Regions from separate parts of the Homo sapiens genome. Here region 2 is linked to region 1. A link is an interaction called in ENCODE POLR2A ChIA-PET data of the cell type or tissue named here. Cell type or tissue: OCI-LY7. All regions are shown on one strand. Links, peaks and the distances in the headings refer to the core of each region. The heading gives the core; the rest is flanking DNA.

Evidence for each region. Peaks named below come from ENCODE experiments on the same cell type or tissue, not always from the same donor. Only the 100,000 strongest peaks of a DNase experiment are listed, where the experiment ranks them.
Region 2: POLR2A ChIA-PET joins it to region 1 with 11 read pairs; 9 of 35 experiments call an interaction of 5 or more read pairs at or near these places.

Annotation. Positions count from the first base shown.
Region 1 is chr17:51,226,365-51,231,740 of GRCh38, reverse strand. The region is part of intron 2 of MBTD1 (mbt domain containing 1); the gene reads left to right. Among named protein-coding and RNA genes, the nearest start is that of MBTD1, 31 kb to the left of the region's middle. In OCI-LY7, for the core only: CTCF peaks have their summits at 537 and 852; DNase peaks (open chromatin) are centred at 1,180 and 2,170; H3K4me3 peaks cover 3,418 bases; H3K27ac peaks cover 3,611 bases.
Region 2 is chr17:51,168,066-51,173,441 of GRCh38, reverse strand. NME1-NME2 (NME1-NME2 readthrough) reads right to left here. Exons shown (of 9, transcript NR_037149.2): 7 at 5,099-5,200; 8 at 3,393-3,505; 9 at 1,698-1,955. It overlaps NME2 (NME/NM23 nucleoside diphosphate kinase 2), which reads right to left. Exons shown (of 5, transcript NM_002512.4): 3 at 5,099-5,200; 4 at 3,393-3,505; 5 at 1,698-1,955. The coding sequence ends at 1,838. Among named protein-coding and RNA genes, the nearest start is that of NME2, 4.3 kb to the right of the region's middle. RefSeq lists a silencer at 2,007-2,207. In OCI-LY7, for the core only: no CTCF peak of the experiment used is centred there; no DNase peak of the experiment used is centred there.

The DNA of each region.
Region 1 (5,376 bases), core at 68-5,067:
ATGTCCAGGTATTCATTCCTCCAATACTTAGGACAGTCAGAGGCCTTAGGCTGGGTGCATCCAGGGGTTTATTCCCCTTGTGTTGTGCAGATGATCATTTTCTGTGTGTGCTAGGACCATGGAAAAGATCAGAGAACATTTCTCTAAAACAGTCCTAAAAGGTACTCTAGAAAAGACTGCATACTGTATATTCCTCTTTAATCACTATAATGTTCATAAGCATATTAAAGTCTCCAGAAGACCTTGACGTGAGGAAAATTTCCCAAACATCTTTGACCATGGTACTTTTAAAAAAAAAATACTAACAGCTTGTAATTATTGAAAACAAAATATCTGTAGTCATTGACCTCCTGAAATTTTAAGGCTATATTCCCTGAAAATAGAGTCAGAATAAGATATTCTGGGTTGACATTTAAGGGTCAATAATCTTACATTAGCTGCTAACCAAGTTGGCTATATATTAATAGTAGACAAGCCTATATGAAAACTATAGATATAAAAGGTCTGGCCGGGCTGGTGGCTCACACCTGTAATCCTAGCACTTTGGGAGGCCAAGGCGGGCAGATCACAAGGTCAGGAGTTTGAGACCAGCCTGACCAACATGGCGAAACCCCATCTCTACTAAAAATACAAAAGTTAGCCTGGCGTGGTGGCAGGCGCCTGTAGTCCCAGCTACTCAAGAGGCTGAGGCAGAAGAATCGCTTGAACTCAGGAGGCGGAGGTTGCAGTGAGCTGAGATCGTGCCACTGCACTCCAACCTGGGCAACAGAGCAAGACTGTCTCAAAAAACAAAAAAAACTATGAGTATAGAAGGTCGCCTCCAAATGGAGGTGAGCTGTATGACTCTATTAGAACGTAAAATCTAGCCAGTGTTTATTAAATGTGTAGAGCAGGCTCTGTGATAAATAGTTTATAATGTCTTCCCATTGCCTCCAGGAAAAAAATCAGTTTCTTACCCTGGCCTACAAGGGCCCTCATAATCTGGCCCCTACATCCTCTGACCTCTCCCATACCTTTCACACTGGGTGCCAGCCACACTGGCCTCCGAGTGTGCTAAGTTTATTCTAGCCCAAAAGCCCTCGTCTTGCACTTCCCTTTGCCTAGAATATGCCAGCATCAGATATTTAAGTGGCTGCCTTTTTGTCCTCATGGTCTTACCTCACTGAGATTGTTCCTCACTGCTGAATCTCAGCTAATCGCCCCTGCTTGAGTGACTCTGCCCTCACACAGCCTTGCTTGGTTTCCTCCTACCAGTAGCTTACAGTCTTCCTGAAAACCATGGATCTTGTCTGCTTTGCATGCTTTTCTGTCTTTAGCCTTGGTTACTATGAGACCCACAAATACTTGATAAATGTCGAATGAGTAAGAGAAGAAACCCATAACTTGCACAAGTTCACAGCTAACAAGTATCAAAGTTGAGTCTTAACCCATGTTTGTCAGAATTCTGTGTTCATAACACCACACTGTATCTAAATGTGGTTGTCCCATTCCCTTCCACATTGTCAGTTCAAAGTGCTATTAGAACTTTTCTTTTGTATTGCCTTCAAGGTCTCACTTCATCTTTTAGATCTTCTGATTGTAGCAAATCTTGATTCTTTGAAAATACCTTTGATTTATAGAAATACCTAAAAGTTATTCAGAACCAAATCTGCTGAATCAGGTTAGATGACCAAGCTAGGGAAGACTGATGCAGGGAACAGGAGGAATAATTCTGAAGTGTCCACAAATGATAGGTTTTTCTTTTTAAAATTGTATCTAAAAGGCAGTACTAAAAAAGTATACTGGCTGGGTGCAGTGGCTCACGCCTGTAATCCCAGCATTTTGGGAGGCCGAGACGGGGATCATGAGGTCAGGAGATCGAGACCATCCTGGTTAACGAGGTGAAATCCCATCTCTACTAAAAATACAAAAAATTAGCCGGGCGTGGTGGTGGGCGCCTGTAATCCCATCTACTTGGGATGCTGAGGCAGGAGAATGGCGTGAACCCAGGAGACGGAGCTTGCAGTGAGCCAAGATTGCGCCACTGCACTCCAGCCTGGGTGACAGAGCAAGACTCTGTCTCAAAAAAAAAAAAAAAAAAGTATACTAAAAATGCCTGGGCTGTGGCAACATTATTAGAACGTGTATATAACCTCCCAAGGGAACTTCTTTGGTAATGTAATATTTCCATTGTGTGGACTAAGAAATCAGTTTTTGTAGCTTTCATAGCTGCACCTGATACAACTGAAAATTAGTTTCCTGTCTCAATGCAAATGTTTAATACCTGACAATGACATGTGGATGGTTTTATCTTGTCAAACTTAGGACAACAGATTTCAGCCTTGTTACTGGTCATGTAATACTAGCTTTGTTTTGTGGTCATTTAATACCAAAAAGAAGGTAGACTAGCCAGGAAAAAAAAATTTTAGCTTAAAGTGTAGTGTGAGAGGATTAAAAAAAAAACTGTATCTGTGTAGCAAAAGAAAAAGGATAGGTGCCAAATCTCAAAGATTCTTGAGTTGATAGTTTTCATCTCTCTGGTTATAACTCACTTAATGTTTTGTAATGGTTTGGTTTTGTTTTCTTGTTTGTTTAGTAGAGATAGGGTCTCCCTATGTTGCCCAGATTGGTCTTGAACTCCTGGGCTCAGGCAGTCCTCCAGCCTCGGCCTCCCAGAGTGCTGGGATTACAGGCGTGAGACACTGCACCTGGCCCATTTGTTTTTTCTTTTTCTTGTTTTTTTTTTTCTGTTGTTTGTTTGTTTGTTAGGTTTAGGGACATGAGCTGGGCCTCAGCCAGTGGCCCGTCTCCTGTTTTTATTTTGCATTTGAGATACCTTTCCCTTTTCCCACCCACCCACCCCCGAGAAGGACTCTTACTCTGTCACCCAGGCTGGAGTACAGTGGCGCCATCTCAGCTCACTGCAATCTCTGCCTCCCGGGTTCAAGCATTTCTCCCTGCCTCAGCCTCCCGAGTAGCTGGGATTACGGGCGCCTACCACTGCTCCCGGCTAATTTTTTTTTGTATTTTTAGTAGAGGTGGGGTTTCGCCATATTGGCCAGGCTGGTCTCAAACTCCTGACCTCAGCCTCCCAAAGTGCTGGAATTACAGGCGTGACCCACCGCGCCCAGCCTCCCAATTTTTTTTTTTTTTTGTCCTTTTTATTGTCTCCTATTTTCTTTTCACTTCTCACAAAGCCTGTAGTTATGCAATTTATTTTGGAAATGGTTAGAGTAGCAATATTAGTTTTGTCTTGTTTTTTTTTTTTTTTCGTGGTTTGAATGAGGCAACATCTTGGAGGAGACATAAGACCAGCATTCACTAAAGATGATATAACTTCTTTGTATCTTTCTTTGAAAAGGAAATTTTTTTAATACTTCTATTTTAAGTTCATGGGTACTTGTGCAGGTTTGCTACGTGGGTAAATGTGTGTCATGGGGGTTTGTCGAACAGATTATTTCATCACCCAGATACTAAGCCTAGTAGCCTAGTACTCATTCGTTATTTTTCCTGGTCCTCTCCCTCCTCCCACCCTCTACCCTCCAATAGGCCCCAGTGTCTGCTGTTTCCTCTATGTGTCCATGTGTTCTCATCATTTAGCTCCCACTTATAAGTGAGAACATGTGGTATTTGGTTTTCTGAGGAAATACTGTTTAGCTTGAGAAAATTGGGTTGGGTTTTAAACCATTGTTTATGTTTTTTTAAAAACTGAATAAATATATATGTAGAAATATTATCTCCTACAATTTCTGAAATATTTGCCATCTTAAAATTGTAAAAGGTAAAATTTTCTTTTTTTTTTTTTTTCTTGAGACGGAATCTTGCTCTGTCGCCCAGGCTGGAGTGCAGTGGTGCAATCTTGGCTGACTGCAACCTCTGCCTCCTGGGTTCAAGCGATTCTCGTGCCTCAGCCTCCCAAGTAGCTGGGACTACAGGCATGCACCACCACGCTCGGCTAATTTGTATATATTTTTAGTAGAGACGGGATTTCCCCACGTGGACTAGGCTGGTCTCAAACTCCTGACCTCAGGTGATCTCCCCGCCTCAGCCTCCCAAAGTACTGGGATTACAGGCGTGAGCCACTGCACCCAGCTGAAAGGCAAAATTTTCTGTTAGACCCTTCAGAGCTTTTAGCAGTGATTTTTTTTTTCTTTTCCAACATGATAAAGTATCAAGCAAAGTGGTTCTTGGTTTTGAGTTTGAGACAGGGTCTCACTCAGTCACCCAAGCTGAAGTGCAGGGGCACGATCGTGGCTCACTGCAGCCTCGACCTCCTGAGGTCAAGCTATCCTCCTACTTCAGCCTCCCAAGTAGCTGGGACCACAGGTGCAAGCCACCACACTTGGCTAATTTTTGTATTTTTTGTAGAGATGGAGTTTTGCCATATTGCCCAGGCTAGTCTTGAACTCCTGGGCTCAAGCAATCCACCAGCCTTGACTTCTCAAAGTACTAGGATTACAGATGCGAGCCACCATGCCCAGCCAGCAAAGCAATTTTTTTTTTTTTTTTTTTTTTTTTTGGAGACAGAGTCTCGCTCTGTCACCCAGGCTGGAATGCAGTGGCTCAATCTCAGCTCACTGCAAGCTCCGCCTCCCAGGTTCATGCCATTCTCCTGCCTCATCCTCCCCAGTAGCTGGGACTACAGGCACCTGGCACCACACCCAACTAATTTTTTATATTTTTAGTAGAGGCGGGGTTTCACCGTGTTAGCCAGGATGGTCTCGATCTCCTGACCTTGTGATCCGCCTGCCTCGGCCTCCCGAAGTACTGGGATTACAGGCGTGAGTCACCGCGCCCAGCCCAAAGCAATTTTTAAAAACGTCTGTGTGTTGGCTGGGTGCGGTGCCTCACACCTGTAATCCCAGCACTTTGGGAAGCCAAGGCAGGCGATCACTTGAGGCCAGGAGTTCAATACCATCCTCACCAACATAGCAAAACCCCATCTCTACTAAAAGTACAAAAGTTAGCTGGGCATGTTGGCACTCACCTGTAGTCCCAGCTACTCGAGAGACTGAGGCACAAGAATCACATGAGCCTGGGAGATGGAGATTGCAGTGAGCTGAGATCATACCACTGCACTCCAGCCTGGGTGACAGAGCGAGACTCTGTCATCAAAAAAAGAAAGAAAAAAAGCATCCATATTTTCTGGATACTCCAAATTGGTCTAGAAGTTTAGTTTTAGAGATGAAAGGCAAATTTAAAAATCATGTTTGTTATGTATATTTCACCACGATTTTTATTTTATTTTATTTTATTTTTGAGACATGGTCTCTCTCTGTCACACAGGCTGGAGTGCAGTGGCATGATCTCAACTCACTGCAACCTCCACCTCCCAGGCTCTAGTGATCCTCCCACATAGCTGGGACTACAGATGCGTGCCACCACACTCAGCTAATT
Region 2 (5,376 bases), core at 377-5,376, 59 kb after region 1:
AGTGTACCACCCTCCAAGCACCTCAGCAATCTGGAAGCTCCCCAAACCCTATTCTGGGGTTTTATGGAGGCTTCATTACATAGGCATGATTGATGGCATAATTGGCCATTGGTGAGCAATTCAACCTTAGCCCCTCTCCTCTTCTTGGAGGTTGTAGGGAGGCTATCCAGGAGCCCCCACAGCCACCAGTCATATCATTAGCATATAAGAAACCTAACATTTGAGATTACAAGGATTTTAGGAGCTGTGTGCCAGGAACCAATGGCAGAGACCAAATACGTACTTATGTCACAATGTCATTGTCTAATATTTACCATAGCAGTATACATAAAAAGCATAGAATTGGCCGGGCGCAGTGGCTCACGCCTATAATCCCAGCACTTTGGGAAGCCGAGGCAGGTGGATCACAAGGTCAGGAGTTGAAGACCAGCCTGGCCAAGATAGTGAAACCCCACCTCTACTAAAAATACAAAAATTAGCTGGGTGTGGTGGCAGGCGCCTGTAAACCCAGCTACTCGGGATGCTGAGGCAGAGAATTGCTTGAACCCGGGAGGCAGAGATTGCAGCGAGCCAAGATCAGGCCACTGCACTCCAGCCTGGGCGACAGAGCAAGACTCCGTCTAAAAAAAAAAAAAAAGCATAGGATTGTTATATATAGGAGTGACATTTAGCTTTTACCAGTTTTTTATAGGAAATATAAATTTATAATTGATTGCAGGTGATAGTGCTACAAATGATTTGTATTGACAGGTGCTATTAACATTTTACAACTGTTCCAATCCAGCAAAATTAACCTCAAAAGCAGGAAATATGCCTCTAGCAACCACTCACTGCATCTAGCCCAGGAAACCAGCATGAATAAGTATCTCACCCCAGGGAAAAAAATTAAGGGGTAGGGTTGCAGAAATATGTACCAACTATAGGCCAAGCACTAGGTTAGCTGCATATACATAATTTCATTAACCTTGAATTACAGTGGTAGATATGTCCATTTCACAGATGTCTTTAGGCTTCCATTTCCTAATAAGTAACTTGCCCAATTTGTAATCAGCAGATACATAAATCTAGAGTATTTCCCTAGTCTGTATGTTTCACTCCAAGTTTCAACAAATCTTTCTTACAAGTGGCCAGGTGCAGCGGCTCAAACACCTGTAATCCCAACTACTCGGGAGGCTGAGGCACAAGAACCACTTGACCAACTAGGCTTGAGCCCAGAAGGTGGAGGTTTCAGTGAGCTGAGATCACGCCACTGCACTCCAGCCTGGGCGACAAAGCGAGACTCTGTCTCAAATAAATAAATAAATAGGCCGGGCGCGGTGGTTCACACCTGTAATCCCAGCACTTTGGGAGGCCAAGACGGGCAGATCACCTGAGATTGGGAGTACAAGACCAGCCTGACCAACATGGAGAAACCCCGTCTCTATTAAAAATACAAAATTAGCAGGGCGTGGTGGCACATGCCTGTAATCCCAGCTACTCAGGAGGCTGAGACAGGAGAATCGCTTGAACCCGGGAGGCAGAGGTTGTGGTGAGCTGAGATCGCGCCATTGCACTCCAGCCTGGGCAACAAGAGCGAAACTCCGTCAGGATCAGATCATTCTTTGACAAGCAGGATTGAGATGTACATAATGCTACTATAGCCAGAGAACCAAGTCACTTCTTTCAGCTCAGTATCAAATAAGCACAAGGAGACAGTGTCCGGCTTCCAAAAGCTTTATTGGCAAATATGCTCTATAAAAGAATGATCAATCCTGTTGCCTCTAAGTCAATGGAATGAAGAGCTGTGTCCAGGGACACACCACGCCGTGCTGAAGGAGACTGCTGTTGTGTCCACCTCTTATTCATAGACCCAGTCATGAGCACAAGACTTGTAGTCAACCAGTTCTTCAGGCTTAAACCATAGGCTGATTTCTTTTTCAGCACTTTTTACTGAATCACTGCCATGAATGATGTTCCTAAGAAAGAAAACAATTACAAGTTGCCATGTTTTAAAGTGCAAAAGTCTGTTTAATGGGTACCGCAATGGACAGCACTCCAGACTCTTTCAGCCAAATTGCCACTTGAAGCAACAGACCAATTTATACCCCCAAAGCATTTCCTTTTAAAAGCAGCTATACAACTGTAAAAGTGCTTGATTTAAAACATTCCTTGTTTCAACTGTATTATGCTTCCAAGTCTGGCCTCCCCATCAAAAGAGTGCTTGTACCCCAAGATTGCCGAAGACATAAAACACTCCTCCGCAAATTTTGGAAAATACAGTGATACTCAAACCCACTGCAGATCAACATCCCAACTAGATATGATGTGTTCATTATCATAGGCCAGCTCTGCTGCATTTTCTTATAACACTGATTTGCAAAGCCCAACCATGACATAACACTGCTTATTAATAAAAATCCCTTTATCCCACTTCAACCTCACAACTTTGTAAAGGTTTTGAACAGACTGTGTACAGGTGAGGGAATCAAAAGGTTAAGTGACACACCCATGGACAAAGTACTCATGGATGTGGCTAGAATGCTTCCCTTCTCCACACCTAGCATTTTTTGCTGTACTACACAGGAATTACCACTTATGGCTCCCTTGTTGTCTTGCTTAAAATTAAGTAACCTAGGGAAGAAGCTATGTGTGAAAGCTTTTTTTTTTTTTTTTTTGAGACGGAGTTTTGTTCTTGTTGCCCAGGCTGGAGTGCAGTGGCGTGATCTTAGCTCAATGCAGCCTCCACCTCCCAGGTTCAAGCGATTCTTCTGTCTCAGCCTCCTGAGTAGCTAGGATTACAGGCATGCACCACCATGCCCTAATTTTTTACTTTTAGTAGAGACGGGGTTCATGTTGGCCAGGCTCCAGGCTGGTCTCAAACTCCTGACTTCAGGTGATCCACCCATCTCGGCCTCCCAAAGTGCTGGGATTACAGGCGTAAACCCCTGGCCTGAAAGCTTTTATACAATGATATACCCAGCCTGAAAGTTTTTATACAATGATAATCACCAACTAAAAGTTCAGGCCAAGTGCGGTGGCTCATGTCTGTAATCCCAGCACCTTGGGGGGCCGAGGCAGGCGGATCACCTGAGGTCAGGAGTTTGAAACTAGCCTGGCCAACGTGGTGAAACCATCTCTACTAAAAATACAAAAATTAGCCGGGCGTGGCAGTGTGCACCTGTAATCCCAGCTATTTGGGAGGCTGCGGCAGGAGGATCGCTTGAACCCGGGAGGTGAAGGTTACAGTGAGCAGAGATGGCACCACTGCACTCCAGCTAGGCAGAAGGAGACTCCGTCTCAAGAAAAAAAAAAAAAAAAAAGGGCACAGATTCTTCTGAAAGTAGGATACGCCATGACGTCTGCTTTAAATGGTGTTGCATAAAAGTCATCCACCCTCCTGTCCCCGGACTTACCTGCCAACCTGAATGCAGAAGTCCCCACGAATGGTGCCTGGCTTTGAATCTGCTGGATTGGTCTCCCCAAGCATCACTCGGCCTGTCTTCACCACGTTCAGCCCCTCCCAGACCTCGAAAGTGTGAAAATGGATTTATAATCAGACCTGCCACTCAGGACAGGTAGGGTCTAACATTTACTCCTACCTGACACGACACATCAATGAGACCGATCAGTGACATGATTATCAGCTAACCCCAGCAGAGAGTAGGGGCCTATATAAAAACTGCATTCCAAACGTATTGCTAGGATTCAAAGAAAAGTCTGTCCAACTTGGGGACTTCCCAGTTTAGCTGAGACAGAGATAAACAATGTTGCAGAATCCTTATGCAGCCATCAACACAGAAGAACTGGTGAAGAAAGGAGAAAGTGGCCAGTCTGGAATAGGATCAGTGGGAAGGGCATCCCAGAAGACTGCTAGAAGAGGGAAAAGAAAGACTAACATGCTAGGGTAAGGATTCCAGGGAACAGCAGAAGGAAGAAAAAGGTGAACAGGAAATAGATCTACTTTCTCAACAATTTCACTGCCTCCCTATTTTACTCTCTCCAATTTTTTTTTTTTTTTTTTTTGAGACAGAGTCTTGTTCTGTTGCCCAGGCTGGAGTGCAGTGGCTCAGCTCACTGCAACCTCCTCCTCCTCCCAGTTTCAAGCAATTCTCCCACCTCAGCGTCCCGAGTAGCTGGGATTACAGGCACACGCCACCATGCCCAGCTAATTTTTGTATTTTTTTAGTAGAGATGGGGTTTCACCATGTTGGCCAGGCTGGTCTTGAACTCCTGACCTTGTAATGCACCCACCTCGGCCTCCCAAAGTGCTGGGATTACAGGTGTGAGCCACCTCGCCCAGCCACTCTCTCCTCATATTCTCTCCACTCCCAAATGGACATTAGCACCATCCAGAAGAAACTGCTTCTAGTATAGGATTGAGAACTTCTTACATCCTTACCTTTGAATTTTTCATGAGAAAATAGGATAAAGTTTTTTAATCTAGGAAACATTAAGGTCTAAAACACTTGTCAAACAGAAGAAATTGAGTATTATTTTTTTTTGAGATGGAGTCTTGCTGTCGCCCAGGCTGGAGTGCAGTGGCATGATCTCGGCTCACTGCAACCTCCGCCTCCCAAGTTCAAGCGATTCTCGTGCTTCAGCCCCCTGAGTAACTGGGATTAACTCCTGGCCTCAGGTGATCCACCCGCCTCAGCCTTCCAAAGCGCTGGGATTACAGGCATGAGCCACCAAGCCTGGCCCGAAAATTTACCACTCTTGCAGGCAGTGAGATTCTATTTAACCATAGAGACATGTACCTGAAAAAGTCCTTCCCATATCTTTTTTCTTTGTCGAGACAGAGTCTCGCTCTGTTGCCCAGGCTGGAGTGCAGTGGCACGATCTCGGCTCACTGCAACCTCCGCCTCCCAGGTTCAAGCAATTCTCCTACCTCAGCCTCCCAAGTAGCTGAGATTACAGCCGTGCACCACCACACCCAGCTAACATCCTTCCCATTTCTAAGGTCTGATTTGCTTTCTCCTCCCAAGCTCCTAGTTGCTCAGTTAAGTAACTTCAGCAGGTTCCATTCATAAAATAAAATTTAGATTAGCTGAGGGAGATGTCTAACAAAGAACACTGAGCACTTTTTCCTCATTTTCTCTCATTCCCCACGAGCACTCACCATGGCCACAACCGGCCCTGAGTTCATGTACTTCACCAGCCCAGGGAAGAATGGTCGGTCTTTCAGGTCAATGTAGTGCTGCTTCAGGTGTTCTTCAGAGGCCTGGCATTGGAGAGGAGGCACCAGTTAGGAGCTAAGCTGGAAAGACTCCAACCCATCCTCTGAACCTCCCATTAGCAAGTCCGGTTTTATATTCTAGCCCACGTTCCTAAGTGGTGTGTGGAAATATATATATATATACACACATATACACACACATAAATATTTTTTAAATCCCA